Linked DNA regions of Homo sapiens: region 2 is linked to region 1. The links are chromatin contacts, found by Hi-C in ENCODE. All regions are on one chromosome and are shown on one strand. Each heading gives the region's core, a stretch centred on a gene start or an enhancer-like site at or near the end of the contact. The rest is flanking DNA. Distances are from core to core; before and after follow the strand shown. Region 1 overlaps TXLNG (taxilin gamma). Region 2 holds the start of NHS (NHS actin remodeling regulator).

What was found. A loop is a pair of places that touch in the nucleus more often than their neighbours do. Pooled maps may share reads with other maps.
Region 2: a map of ascending aorta shows a loop between it and region 1 (5-fold over the local background). The contact joins the promoter of NHS here to the enhancer-like site in region 1. A Hi-C loop is called at or near these places in 4 of 168 maps with a recorded cell type or tissue (PC-9, ascending aorta, chondrocyte and 1 more) and 12 of 50 pooled maps.

The regions. Positions count from the first base shown.
Region 1 is chrX:16,821,307-16,828,243 of GRCh38, reverse strand. TXLNG (taxilin gamma) reads right to left here. Exons shown (of 10, transcript NM_018360.3): 4 at 1-150. Among named protein-coding and RNA genes, the nearest start is that of TXLNG, 38 kb to the right of the region's middle. RefSeq lists an enhancer at 863-1,378. Within about 2 kb of position 5,308, at least 3 of the 41 ENCODE cell types and tissues checked have a DNase peak (open chromatin) inside an H3K27ac peak, as active enhancers do.
Region 2 is chrX:17,373,023-17,380,021 of GRCh38, reverse strand. NHS (NHS actin remodeling regulator) reads right to left here and starts at 4,822. Exons shown (of 9, transcript NM_001291867.2): 1 at 3,700-4,822. The coding sequence starts at 4,264.

The DNA of each region.
Region 1 (6,937 bases), core at 4,059-6,558:
CTGAAGTTCTCTGCAAAGAGATTCTAGCTTGCTTCTTGCCAAGATAGCCTTGCTATGTTCACTCTGCAAGTGAACTTTCTCTTTCACAATCTGGGCTTGCTTCTTCTGCAGGATCTTCATTTGCTTCTGAACACTCCTGCTCTCCTCCAGCTAAAATTCATAAGCACTTTGTATTTAGGAAGTACAGTAAAAATCTTACAGTTATGGCTAGAATTATAATGAGAGCTATGGAACACATTTTCAAAAAGTCAAATACTATGGTTTAATATATTATTTAAATTGTTTCATGCCATGCTACACTGCCACCCTTCTCTTCTCTCCTCTTCCAGTTGTGACAAAAAAGTAAGCAAATTTAGGGCAGCAGAAAATAATCCATCTTTTTCTTTTTTAAAAAAAAATCCTTTAGACAGATTTAATTTTCACAACCCTTTATTATCCAGGTTTTATAGAAGAAATGTATAAGCCTGGAGACATTAATAAGTTGCCTAACATTCTTTAATTAGTACAGATAATCAGTAAGGGGTGAGGTGGGATTTGAACCCAGCAGCCTGAATCTCTGGCTTTCTTGACTTCCGTATTGGCCTGCTATCCCCTGGGGTCCTGAATTTTGCCAGCTTTCTGACTTCAGACACTGATCACAGATCTTCTCCCTGCTTTCAACCCAACAACTCACAAGCAACATGGGCTCCTCAACTTCCAGCTATGATCTTGTGCTTTTTGAAGGATGATGCCCTTCAACTGGATACCTCCTGCCCCTGAATTTTCCTGGGCCCACTGGGAACACTGCCCAAGTATTCCAGCCTTAACCCTTTGGAAAATAAACCAGCTCCAGTTCTAGCTGAAACCTACTCCAATGTTGAAGGCCAGGAGTGACTCAGTGCTAAAGCCAGGCATGTCCCGAATTGCTGTTTGCTGGGTGAATGTCTGTCTAGATCATTTCCTACCTGGCAAAAAACCCGCTGAAATCCAAATATTTTAACAATCAATTTATTGTGCTTTGGGGTTTTGATTTTTTTATTTTCATTATCATTTTTTTAGATGGACTATTATTCTGTTGCACAATCTCGGCTCACTGCAGCCTCCACCTCCCGGGTTCAAGCGATTCTCCTGCCTCAGCCTCCCGAGTAGCTAGGACTACAGGCACCTGCCACCACGCCCAGCTAATTTTTGTATTTTTAGTAGAGACAGGGTTTCCCTATGTTGGCCAGACTGGTCTCAAACTCATGACCTCAATTGATCCACCTGCCTTGGCCTCCCAAAGTGCTGGGATTACAAGCATAAGCCACCATGCCCGGCCGGGTTTTGCTTTTTTGAGATGGAGTTTCACTCTAGTTGCCCAGGCTGGAGTGCAATGGATCGCGCCATTGCACTCCAGCCTAGGCAACAAGAGTTAAAGCGATTCTCCTGCCTCAGCCTCCCAAGTAGCTGGGATTATAGGCATGCGCCACCACACCCAGCTAATTTTGTATTTTTAGTAGAAATGGGGTTTCTCCATGTTGGTCAGGCTGGTCTCGAACTCCCGACCTCAGGTGATCCGCCCACCTCGGCCTCCCAAAGTGCTGAGAATACAGGCATGAGCCACCGTGCCCAGCAGGTTTTTGTTTTTTTAAATGATGCTTTAGGAGTCGATACCATCAAGTTTTACACCCACAGGCTACTATACTGAAACAGTCATCAGAATCTAAAACTCAGTAAACAGCACTCAGGGTTCTTTGTAAGAAGAACTGCTGCAGTTTTGGGTATGGAACAAATCAGTCTGTTTCAAGGTTAAATCAACATGAACAGATAAGATGGCAGCCTTACTGACCTTTCAATAAAGCTTTTACTGAAAAAGAAAATGATGCTGAGTCACAATTTGAAGAGCAAGAGTGACATCTTGTGGCCTACCAAAACATATCACGCATCCTTACAGCCACATTTACAGATATTAAAAACACCTTTACTGAAATTCTTGCAGGAAAAAAAATCATTGTTTTTGCATAATTTTGTAAAGCAAAATTACTGCGAACTGTACACGGCTGCCCAGTTTAAGAGGCTGCAGGTCCGGCACATACTAGCTGTAATTTCACCAGGGTGCAGAGCTCCTGCCTTTCCTGACCCAGGGTTAGCGCAATCCTGAATCCGGCGTTCATTATTCCTTCGCTTTCCTTTCTATATAATTTCATTTCATCTGTGTGCACTTCTCTAAAAAAAAAATCCTTTTGGTTTTAGCTGTTTTGACTTTATTGTAGCTAGTGCAAATGAGGAATTGAAATTTTCATTTAATTTACACTAATTTAATAAGCCACATGTGGCTGATGGCTACTGTCTTGGACAGCGCAACTCGATTACATTGCTAGGACTCATCCACATTGTTGGCGTGTAGCTGCAGATCAGGACTTAGCAGATTTTTTCTGTAAAGGGCCAGCAAGTAAATATTTTAGGCACTGCAGGCCACATATGGTCTCTGTCACGTGTTCTTTATTTTTAAACATCTTAAAAATTAAAACCATTCTTGTGGGCAGTGTAAAAACAGACTTCGGATGCATTTGGCCCACAGGCTGTATAATATTCCACTTTTTAAAAACACAGCACACACACAAACATACCACACAAAGTGAGAACCTGTCTCTAAAAAATAAACAGTGAGCCATGATTGCGCCACTGCACTCCAGCCTGGGTGGTAGAGTGAGACCCTGTCTGAAAAATAAACAAACAAGTAGATAAAAAATAAAAACACACCACACATACACACAAAACTCTTTATTAATCCATCTTCTTGCATCAACAGGCATCTGGGCTGTCTCTAGGTTTTGTTATTACTCACAGTGGTATGAACATTCTCATGTGTTTCCTGGTATACACGTGTCAGGAATTTCTCCTCTGTGCAAACATCAGAAATGAGGTTGCTGGGCAATGATTTCTAAATGTTTGATTTCACATGACAATGGTGAATTGATATTCCCAACAGCAATATATAAGAGACCACGTAGATCCACATCCTCTCCAAAATGATCAGATTTCTTCATTTATGCCACTACAATAGACGTAAAATGGCATCTCACTGTGGTCCTAATTTGCATTTCCCTAATCACTTATCAGGTGGAACATCTCTTTGAATGTTTATGGACCTTTATGTTAAGGTATCTTCGTATCTTTGTTTTTCCACTTCTATGAAATGTCCCTTTCATGTCTCTCATCCAGCTTTCCATAGGGCTATTTGTCCTTTTCACATTAGTGTTCTTTAGATATTCTTGATACTAAATCGCCTGCTGGTTATATTTGTTGGAAATATGTTCTCCCCAGTTTGTAATGTCGTCTCACTTTTTTTTTTTTTCTGAGATGAAGTCTCACTCTGCTGCCCAGGCTGGAATGCAGTGGTGCGATCTTGGCTCACTGCAACTTCCGCCTCCCCAGTTCAAGCGATTCTCCTGCCTCAACCTCCTGAGTAGCTGGAACTACAGGCGCGCAAACACCATGCCCGGCTAATTTTTTTTTTTTTATTTTTTTAGTAGAGACGGGCTTTCACCATATTGGACAGGCTGGTCTTGAATTCCTGACCTCGTGATCCGCCTGCCTCAGGCTCCCAAAGTGCTGGGATTACAGGTGTGAGCCACCGCGCTTGGCCATCTTCTCACTTTTTTTCAGGGCATCTTTTGACGAAAACAAAGTTCTTAATTTCAATAAAGCAAATTTGTACAATCTTTCCTCTGACAGTGCTTTTTGTGCTATAAGAAATATTTCCTAAACTCAAGGTTTGAAAAATATTTATCTATTGATAAATCAAAATAATATCTACAAATTTCAAAGCTTAATTTTTGACATTTAAGCCTTTAATCTATTTGGAATTGATTGTTGCCTCTGGTGTGTAAGGATCTAATTTTACTTTTTCCTCAAAAGGATAACTTTTTTTTTTTTTTGGAGATAGCATCTTGCACTGTCGCCCAGGCTGGGTTGCCATGTGGCACGAACTCACTGCAGCCTCCAATTCCTGGGCTCAAGCAATCCTACCACTTCAGCCTCCCAAGTAGCTGAGACTACAGGCGTGTGTGCGTGTGTGTGTGTGTACAGGGTCTTGCGACGTTGCCCAGGCTGGTCTTGAACTCCTGATTGTAAGCAATCCTGCTTCAGCCTCCTGAAGTGCAGATGCTACAGGGCTGAGCTACCATATCTGGCCAGGATAACCATTTTTTAAGTTACATTAATATCATGAGGATGGCAATTCTCCCCCAAATGTATCTACAGATTCTGTGAAATGCTCTTTGAAATCCCAAATAGTGCCCCCCAACACACGGAACTACTAAATTGAATCTAAAATCTATAGAGAGTAAAGGGCCAAGAATAGCCAAGATACTTCAGAAGAAAAGAGTAAGGAGAATGGAACCTACCCCAAGCATATATTAAGATTATTATGCTATAATAATCTGTACAAACTGACTACAGGATGGGAAAGAATAGCATTATAAAGTACTTAAGGATCATGTTAATGGTATCCACAGCTAAAAGCAAAATGCTACAATTTCATGAATCCATGTGATCTGGTGAACATGTTGGCCACAGGGTCTCTCCAATGGACAATCCCAGTTACAGTGCACAGAAATCCATTCCAACTGCTCCACAAAACAGTTATGCATGTCAGTGCAACAAGCACAATGACATCAGACGATATATGTCATAAACGGGCAGAAGACAGTGATGGCAAAAGGGAAGGGAACTTTTCAGAATAATCCTTGGGAAAAGGCTGTGACTCCCTTGGTGACCTCACATATATATACTCCACTTTTTTTTTTTTTTTTTTTTTTTTTTGAGACAGAGTTTCACTCTTGTTGCCTAGTCTGGAGTGTAATGGCACGATCTCGGCTCACCACAACCTCTGCTTCCCAGGTTCAAGTGATTCTCCTGCCTCAGCCTCCTGAGTAGCTGGGATTACAGGTATGCGCCACCACGCCCAGCAAATTTTGTATTTTTAGTAGAGACGGGGTTTCTCCATGTTGGTAAGGCTGGTCTCGAACTCCCGACCTCAGGTGATCCGCCTGCCTCAGCCTCCCAAAGTGCTGGGATTATACGCCCGGCCTATATCTACCTTTTAAGTGAAATATGTGTTGCTTCAAGAAATCAAGCTTTAGAACATTTTCTGGAAACAATACACATTTTGTCTTTCAAATTTTTGGCACAAATCTGTATAAAAGAGAGATTACTCACTAGGCAAGTCTTCAATGTGTCACATCCTGAAATGAACACAGTCATTACTGCTGGTGCTTAGCAATAACCTTATCCACAATCAAAACAATAAAACCAAAAGTCACAAACAAAAACACCCTAGACCCCTGCTACTTCAAGTGTGATCCAAGGTCTGGCAGCATCATCACTGTTGCCCGGGCATTTGTTAAAATGCAGATCCTCAGGCCCCAACCAAGGCCTAGTGAATCAGAATGTGCATTTTAACCACAAGTTCAATGATCGGTGTGAGTCTGAGAACAACCACCCCAGATCACTGTTTGTTCTCTCTTCTAACCAATTCATGGCTGTCTGTCATTGTCACATCACTGGGTTGGGTAGCTAACCTTCGACACTGCTTTTTCTGGTTTTTACTCTTTTCTCCATTTTTTCTTTTCCCTTTTCTGTTCTTGTCTTTCTTCTTTTTCCGCCATTTCTTGCATGATTCTCCCCATGTGAAAGGCACCAAGGGGGACTGGCTTCCACAGCCAATGGAAGCATTCCTTTCCTGAAGCCATCAATCCAACCACGCTGTGTTTTCGGCCATCTTTGCATTTGTGACTGCTCTGGGACATTTTCACTGATGCACAGGGCGTCCTGTTGCTACAAATAGTGAAAGGTGCCAAGCTGCTGAATGCCAGCTAACTGAGGTATACCTGGACCACTTCATAAACTAAGGGAAAGTAACTGTCATTTTTTTTTTTTTTGAGTCAGAGTCTCACTCTGTCGTCCAGGCTGGAGTGCAGTGGCGCAATCTCAGTTCACTGCAAGCTCCGCCTCCCGGGTTCACGCCATTCTCCTGCCTCAGCCTCCCGAGTAGCTGGGACTACATGCACCCGCCACCACACCCGGCTAATTTTTTTTTGTATTTTTAGTAAAGACGGGGTTTCACCGTGTTAGCCAGGATGGTCTTGATCTCCTGACCTCGTGATCCACCCACCTCGGCCTCCCAAAGTGCTGGGATTACAGGCGTGAGCCACTATGCCTGGCCTGTAACTGTCATTCTTGAGGCAATAAACTAACAGAATTCAGTTTTTTTATTTTTTATTTTTTTGAGATGGAGTCTCGCTCCGTTGCCCAGGCTGGAGTGCAGTGGCACGATCTCGGCTCACTGCAAGCTCTGCCTCCCGGGTTCATGCCATTCTCCTGCCTCAGCCTCCCGAGTAGCTGGGACTACAGGCGCCTGCCACCATGCCAGGCTAATTTTTTTTTTGTATTTTTAGTAGAGACAGGGTTTCACCGTGTTAGCCAGGATGGTCTCGATCTCCTGACCTCGTGATCCGCCCACCTTGGCCTCCCAAAGTGCTGGGATTACAGGCGTGAGCCACCGCGCCCAGCCTCAGAATTCATTTTTTTAGAGCTGATCATTGATTTAAAAAAAAGTAATGGCTTATGATATGGAATTAACTGTTTTAACAGATGAAGATGCATATAAATTGTACATGATAATTCACCTAAGTATGTCACAAAAGGCAATAATTTTAGCATTTATATTAGAACCACTTATTCTAAAAGCTTCCCGCAACCATTCCTTTAAAGGGTTCTATGATTTTCCCATTCTTCAATTCAAATAGGATGGCAGGGTTTCCAAGTTGAAACTGCCCTCACGGGCCAGGCACAGTGGCTCATGCCTGTAATGCCAGAACTTTGGGAGGCCAAGGCGGGCGGATCACAAGTTCAGGAGATGGAGAGCATCCTGGCTAACACGGTGAAACCCATCTCTACTAAAAATACAAAAAAT
Region 2 (6,999 bases), core at 3,573-6,072, 550 kb before region 1:
TGTCTAGCTCCAAGGCTTCACAAACTGTCTCTACGCTTAGGTCTCACATTCACATCTCCAGCCTGGACCTCTCAACTCACACATGTAATTATGTAAGACACATCAGGTATCTCAAACTTAACATGGCTCAAATATAAAACTATTGATTCCATTCCCTCCACAAGAAAATATTCACTCTCCCACTAGCCTTCCCCATTTCTACAAATGGTAATACATTCTACCAGTTATTATTATTACTATTATTTTGAGATGAAGTCTCACTCTTGTTGCCCACGCTGGAGTGCAATGGCGCGATCTTGGCTAACTGCAACCTCTGCCTCCCGGATCCAAGCATTTCTCCTGCCTCAGCCTCCCAAGTAGCTGGGATTACAGGCGCCTGCCACCACGCCTGGCTAATTTTTGTATTTTTAGTAGAGACGGGGTTTCACCATGTTGGCCAGGCTGGTCTCGAACTCCTGACCTCAGGCGATCTGCCCGCCTCGGCCTCCCAAAGTGCTGGGATTACAGGCGTGAGCCACCGTGCCCAGCCACAGTCTACAAGTTATTTAAGCTTTTCAAGCAAAAACAACAAACTAGGAGTCATCCTAAATTATTTTTTTTTTCCACAACCTGTACCCAATCAAATCAGTTAAGTCTTGGCAATCCTATTTCCAAAATGCATTCAGAATCTAACCACTTCTCACCGTCTCTACAGCTACCTCCCTAGTCCTAGCCACCATCACCAGTCACAGTGTCTAACTGGTTTACTAGCCACCAGACTTGCTTCCAGAGTGACTCTTCCAAAGTGTACATCAGATCATGTTGCCCCTGCAAGAAGCCCCCCAGCCTGTCTCAGGGCAACAGGAAGCAGCTGTCCAAGGATGAAATAGCAAGCAGATTACGCAGGGGAATGAGGATCAGGTGACAAGGATATACAGGTGGTGTGAAGGCACTCTCAAAGGAAGAGAAAAAAGAGTAAGTTTTACTTTTAGGCTTCCTCTCCCTTTCAAACTCCCCTAGGCCTGAGCAATACTAAAGGGAGATAGATGCATAATGCAGCTGATGCCGCTAGTGACCGACCCACAGCTACTTTGCCCTCCCCAGAGGACCTCTGTCAACATTCCTGTGCACATCATAGGCTTTTTGCATCTCTCTACCTGGCCCTGGGTGCATGCTGGGACTACATGTGGGGCAAGACCCAGAAGCCATGGAGTTCATGCTCCAGGTGCTACCTTCCATCTGTGGGAAGAAGAAGCTGGTGCATAAATACTCCAGCTTCTTTAATCATTAGTGGAACACATTTGAGGTGTGTGCTCAGAGGGTCGCCAGCTGGATTGAACCCCAGTTGCCCACAGGGCTAACCAGCTTACATGGTGTACTGGCTTTCCTCTTTCCTCCCTTTCCTGTCTCACTTCCCTACCCCCTCTCTGTGCTTCCAGGGAACCCTTCCCAAATAAGTTAATTGCATCGAAATCCTTGTCTCAGGCTCTGCATTCTAGGAAACCTAAACCAAGACACATAATAGTGTGTTTTTTCTCCCAAAGGTAATGCCTTTTATGACATCAAACAAAAACAATGCCATCCCAAATTTAAATGAACAAGAGAAGAGAGAGATCTGGACATAAAGTGTGGAGATAGCATTTTAGAAAATAAAATTTAAAATAATATGAGATTTTAAATCTATCCCAGGTAGAAATCAGCCCCATCTTTATTATTCATGTACAAATATGTATAGAGTATATATTCACCAACTATATGCACACACTCAAGATCCTCTCTTATCTCTACTAACTATTAGTTTGTACCCCAAACAGTTAAAAGGACTTGAAAGAACTCTGACACGTTCCAGGTACATAACTGCCCACTGCTGCATCTAAAGAGAGAAAGAAGTGGGCACATTCTGCTCTGGCAGTGAGTTTCATTCGCGTGAAATCTAACTTAAGGAGAGGTGTGTCTCACACACACACACACACACACACACACGGGAAATGTATGCACCACTCAACAGTCTGCAAAACTTCCCTCCAGTTCTTTTGAAGTGAAATCACCACTCCCACAACCGCACTCCCCAGATACCTGCGCTGTTGAAAGTGAAGGGCCTGTCCCTGCTGTGTGGTTTGGGGTAAAAAGGAGGCAGGATTAAAGCGCTCATTTCAAGTCCCAAAAGTAAAATACGACTTGGCCTACGGCAGTCCTAATTCTTTCCAGAACTCATCCCCGGAATTGCCCTTTTAAACAACCAGTCATTAACCCAACTCCGGGTCTTTTATAGCTGCGAAAACCGATCGAGCACATCATTTATTCATTACGCTTATTACTATTGTTATTGCAGAAAAGCAGTGAATTCCCGGGACGGGGTTCAAAGGGTTTTTCGGAGGAGGAGGGGAAGAGGGAGAGAACACGCGGGCGGGCAGGGACCGCTGGGAGGCTGAGCTGGGCTGTGGGGCAGAGGTGCCCGGAAATCCCCAGGGAAGGATGCCTCCAAAGCGCCTCCGCCCCGCGCGCTCCTAGGCCACTGCGCACCGGCGCAGCTGCGGCAGCAACCTAGGAAGCTTCTTACGTAAGTCAGAGCCGCTGACATCACCTTCGCCGCGAGCGTCGCAGCCTGACTAGGCGCCAAAGGACCGTCGCGCCAACCCAGCGCCCCTGTCTACCTCCTGGGTCGTTCCTAAATGATTCTGCCGTCGCCAGATTTGGACGATCCGGAGCCAAGGGGACCGCCCTTGGAAGGGAGATGACATAGAATGACTATTTATTGGGAGCCCTTGGGTGTCGTAAAAGCGAAGTCAACGGACAGCAAAGACGCCCAGGGGTCTCCCAGACTTCCTTCCTCGTCGTTTCCCTGCAGCCCGCCTAGCAGACTAGTTCATACCTAAGTCCACGTGCCAGTAAATTTGGGCGACAGTGCACCGGGGAGGAGGAAGATAGTCTGTGGGATCCTCTGCGGGCAGATGGCACAGAGCCATTTAGTAGGAACCCTGGGCTGTTCAGAGCAGAAAAGATGCCCAGGGGTCTCCTCCATCTCCCCGGGGCCCCTGACACTCCCACCCTCATCTCTCCCTGACCCTCCCCGCGGCCCCTCCGGGCCACAAGGGTTTTCGGCAGAAGCACTACGAAGTTCAGTCTAGGAGGCGAGCAGCGCCACGCTACGTCGCACACGAGGGCAAGGCACAAGTTCGGAGCTCGGGGCAGCACCTGAGGTCACAGCGAGTGACGAAACAGCCGCGGTGCTGCAGCAGTCTCAAAAGAACACTCACTACTCCTGGAACCCCCAACCCTGAACATGCATGGTGTGGGCTACAGGGCTCAGGGCTGGGCTTCTGGAAACCACAGGAGTTGCAACCCTCCTCCCTACGCCCCGTGAAGGACGTGAAAGGCGAGCCCCGGTGGTGAAGGACAGACCCTCTCTGCCTCCTGTGCTCCCCATAAACGCTCCCTTTCTGCTCCTTCTCAGCCCACGCTGCCTGCGACTTCAGAGGTCGCCCTTTTAACTTTCCACCGTCCACGTCTGCATCACTGAATCGGGGTCCAGCCCAGCCACTCAGCCCCAGGAGGATTGGGGTGGGTCCCAGGGGATGGGAAGGGTGGGAAGGCGAGAGTAGTAAGGTGCAAGCTGCAACCGGAGCGGCGCCGCGGGGCTGGGATTGCCGCTGCTGGGGAGGGCGCGAGGGTGCGGCGCAGAAACCCATAGCCTGGCGGGCGGACGGCGCGGGTACTCACGCACTGCCTCCTGCTTAGGGTCAAGCGTGCTGAGGACGCGCTGCACGCCGCCGAGCTTGCCCTGCAGCGCCCAGACGCGGCGGTGGGTGAGCTGGATGTCGCTCTCGAGCTCCTGGAAGAGGCTGCAAGCGTGCCGGGCCACGTCCGAGAGCTGCCGGAGGACACGGGCCAGAGCGGCGTTGCTGACCGCGCATAGGTCCAGCATGAGCAGCACGGCCGCCGCCGCCGCCGCCGAGGACGCCTCGCCGGCTGCGGGCGCCGCCTCCGGGATCCCCGCCGTGCTCTCCTCGCCAGCCACGGACGCCTCTCCGTGCGGCGGCTGAGTCTGGTCGGCCGGCGCGGGCAGTGGCGGCGGCGGCGGTGGCAGCCCTGAAGGTGCAGGGACGGCGCGGGCTGGCTCCTCTGGCCCTGGCGCCTCGACCTCGTCCAGGTCCCTCCGGCCCGGCGGCTGCAAGGGCGGCGGCGGCTCAGCGCTGCCTCCGCTCGCGTCCACTGCTGGGCCGGGCGCAGGGCGCCGCTGCCTGCACAGCCATTGCGGCTCCACGATCCGCTTGGCGAAAGGCATCCCGCGCAGCCAGGCGGCGACTTTCTGGTCTCCTCCAAGCGCCCCTGTGAGCTGGAGACCGGGCGCGCCCACCTGAGCAGGGAGGGGGCAGGAGTCCGGCAAAAGCGCGATCTGGCAGTCCGGATACGCAGGGGGCTTCTCTGCTCACCTTGCCTCCTCTTCCCCGCCCTCTCCCTAGCAAATCAGTCCAGCCAGTCCTCCTTTGGGTGCACCGTTCCCTGGGGAGGATGACAAGCGCTCCGCACAGAAATTTAGGGGTGCGCCTGGTCTCTTCTCACTTGCTTCCAACCAGGGTCGACTGGCTCAACTCCATCGTTTCTGTGCTCGCCGTCGCCACCCCGGCCACTGCCGTCGCCGCCGCCTATATAAATGGGCGTGCGTGTGTCTGTGTGTGTGTGGGTGAGTGGGTGGGTGGGTGTGAGTGTGTGCGCGCGCCTCAGTTTGAAAGTACCCCGGCGCAGGCCTCTCCCCGCGCGCCCCTCGGCCGCTCCGGGGAGCGATTGCGCCCGGGATCTCTCTCCCTGGCTGGGCGGGGAGGAGGTTTCGGAAAGGCGCTCTGAAAACCCGGAGAGAGGAATCTGCCTCCAGCCCGGGCGCAGGAGGCCGCGCGGGGGTGACGGGGCGGACGCAGGGCGGGGGAGGCCGGGGCGAGGGGGGCGCAGCGCCCTGTGCGGCCGCTGGGAGTCACTGGTGGCCTCGCCGTGCTGGGCGCGTTCAGGCGCAAAGACACTTCCTCACATCCAAGGGGTTGGAATTGAGACTGTCAGCGTGGTGGGGGCGGGGAGTCCTCAAGTTGGGAGTAGGGGTGTGGGCAGTAAGCGCAGAGGGAAGAGGGTGGGGTATTGAGGATGCGGCAGATTTGGCGTGTTGGAGCAAGTTTTTCGCCGAATTCCAGCTCTGTACAAGACCTTTGGGTTCTTACAGGGAAAACTGGGCTGCTCCTTGGAGATCCCCGGGCTCTATGAACGCAAGGAGACAACTGGGGAGGGCAAAGGGCGTAGGCGCATCTCCATGTGGCCAGAGCAGCCAGAGTGCTGTTTATACCCCTTCCCAGGCATCACGTGGCCCCCTGTTTTGGGCACGGGCTCTATAGAATATCGTGAATGAGACCCAAACCACCAATGAGCAAAATCCCCAGAAAACTGCTTACGAAACTCATTGCACGTTGGGTGAGATAAACGGCATTACCTCCTCGTCACCCTACTGTGCTGATCATACACAGGATTTTTAAAGTTCTCCATCAGAGAGATGATGATTTACAGAAGAAGGGAAAGTTTTCCCCTTCAGTTAACTGAAAGGTATAATTTCTAAAAAGGCATGCATTTTCGATTGCAGCAGGCTGCAGGCTGTATGCCGTCAGTAAAAAGAGTTTGGGAAATGTTAATAAAACACGTGCTTTCATGCCTCCAAAAAGTATACTGTAAAAATATTTTTTATTTTAAAGCCACAAGCCAGATCTTGGGAATGCAGCCTCTTTTCGTGTTTCTAAAGAGAACATGGAAAAAATATGTTTTATGGCAACAATAAAGTCCTCCAGACCTGCGGTGGTGTCTCCTCTCCTCCCTCTAAAGGCGGGAGAGGGAGGAGGCTCCAACAGTCAGCACTTTGGACTGGCCCACGCTTTGGTTTTAAAGGCTTCAACAGACCCTTGTCTTATTCTACAAAACAAAAAAAAAAAAACAAAAAAAAACCAAAATTTTCGGCAAGGACATATCCTTGTTCATAAAAGATCCAGGCTGAGGCTTTGGGGGTAAAGGGCCATGATGTCTGCAAAGTACACATAAATGTTTCAGTAACAACAAGAAGAAGAATGATGATAATAAAGATGTGTATGTATGAAGGGAGAAAAAAACAAAATATGGCAAAATGTTCAAAATAGTCTAGGTTAAGGGCATATCAGGGTTCATTGTACATTTCTTGCAACTTTAAATTTGGTTTTGTTTCCAAATAAAAAATGAAAGAAAAGAATATTTTGGAACAAGGTCTTTTAAGGTTTGTTTTTTATCTCACAAATCTGAAAAGCGTTGAGCTAGCTGTTTTTAAATTGAGCTTGACTTTTTAATACGTTCAAAATTCTGAACATGAGTTCTGCTGGGTAGGCAAGCCAGACACTTCTCCCTAAACACATGGAAGCATGGAGAACAATGAGGGATATTAAAGGCATCTGGTTAGCAAGCCTTGTGGCAACAGGCTGCCCTGCCTCTCACTCTCCCTTACCTAGCACTGTCCTATTAATAGCAAGGGTGCCAGTGGAGCGGGCCCATCTGAGCATTGACAGGGGCAATGAATAAGTGGTGTGGGACTCTCACTCCTAAAGGGAGTTTCAGATTATTGGCAAGTTCCTTCCAGGGCTCCCAAAATAAGTGATCAGAAAGGAAGGGCAAAGGCCCAGGAGAGAAAGGGTTCAAGGGGGTAATTAAGCTAAAAAACAGGCCAGCTACCTTAGTGTCTGCCCCCAAGTGATCAGCTCAGATTCAAGCCGAGATTTCAAAATGATTCAAAGCACAGTTCAAGGATGCAAAAAGGAGTGCCCTCTTTGTAATCTCCTTGACTCTGACTTGTGTGCTAATAAAGCCCTTTGGTTAAAATTTTAAAAACCTTTAATTTTGGCTTTTGATCTCCTTCATTCTCGCTGTCCCCTCCCCTTCCTTTGGTGGTGGTCCCCAGTGACCTTTCCAAGAGCACATTACGTTTTTGTTTTTGTTTTTGTTTTTGTTTTTGTTTTTGTTTTATTT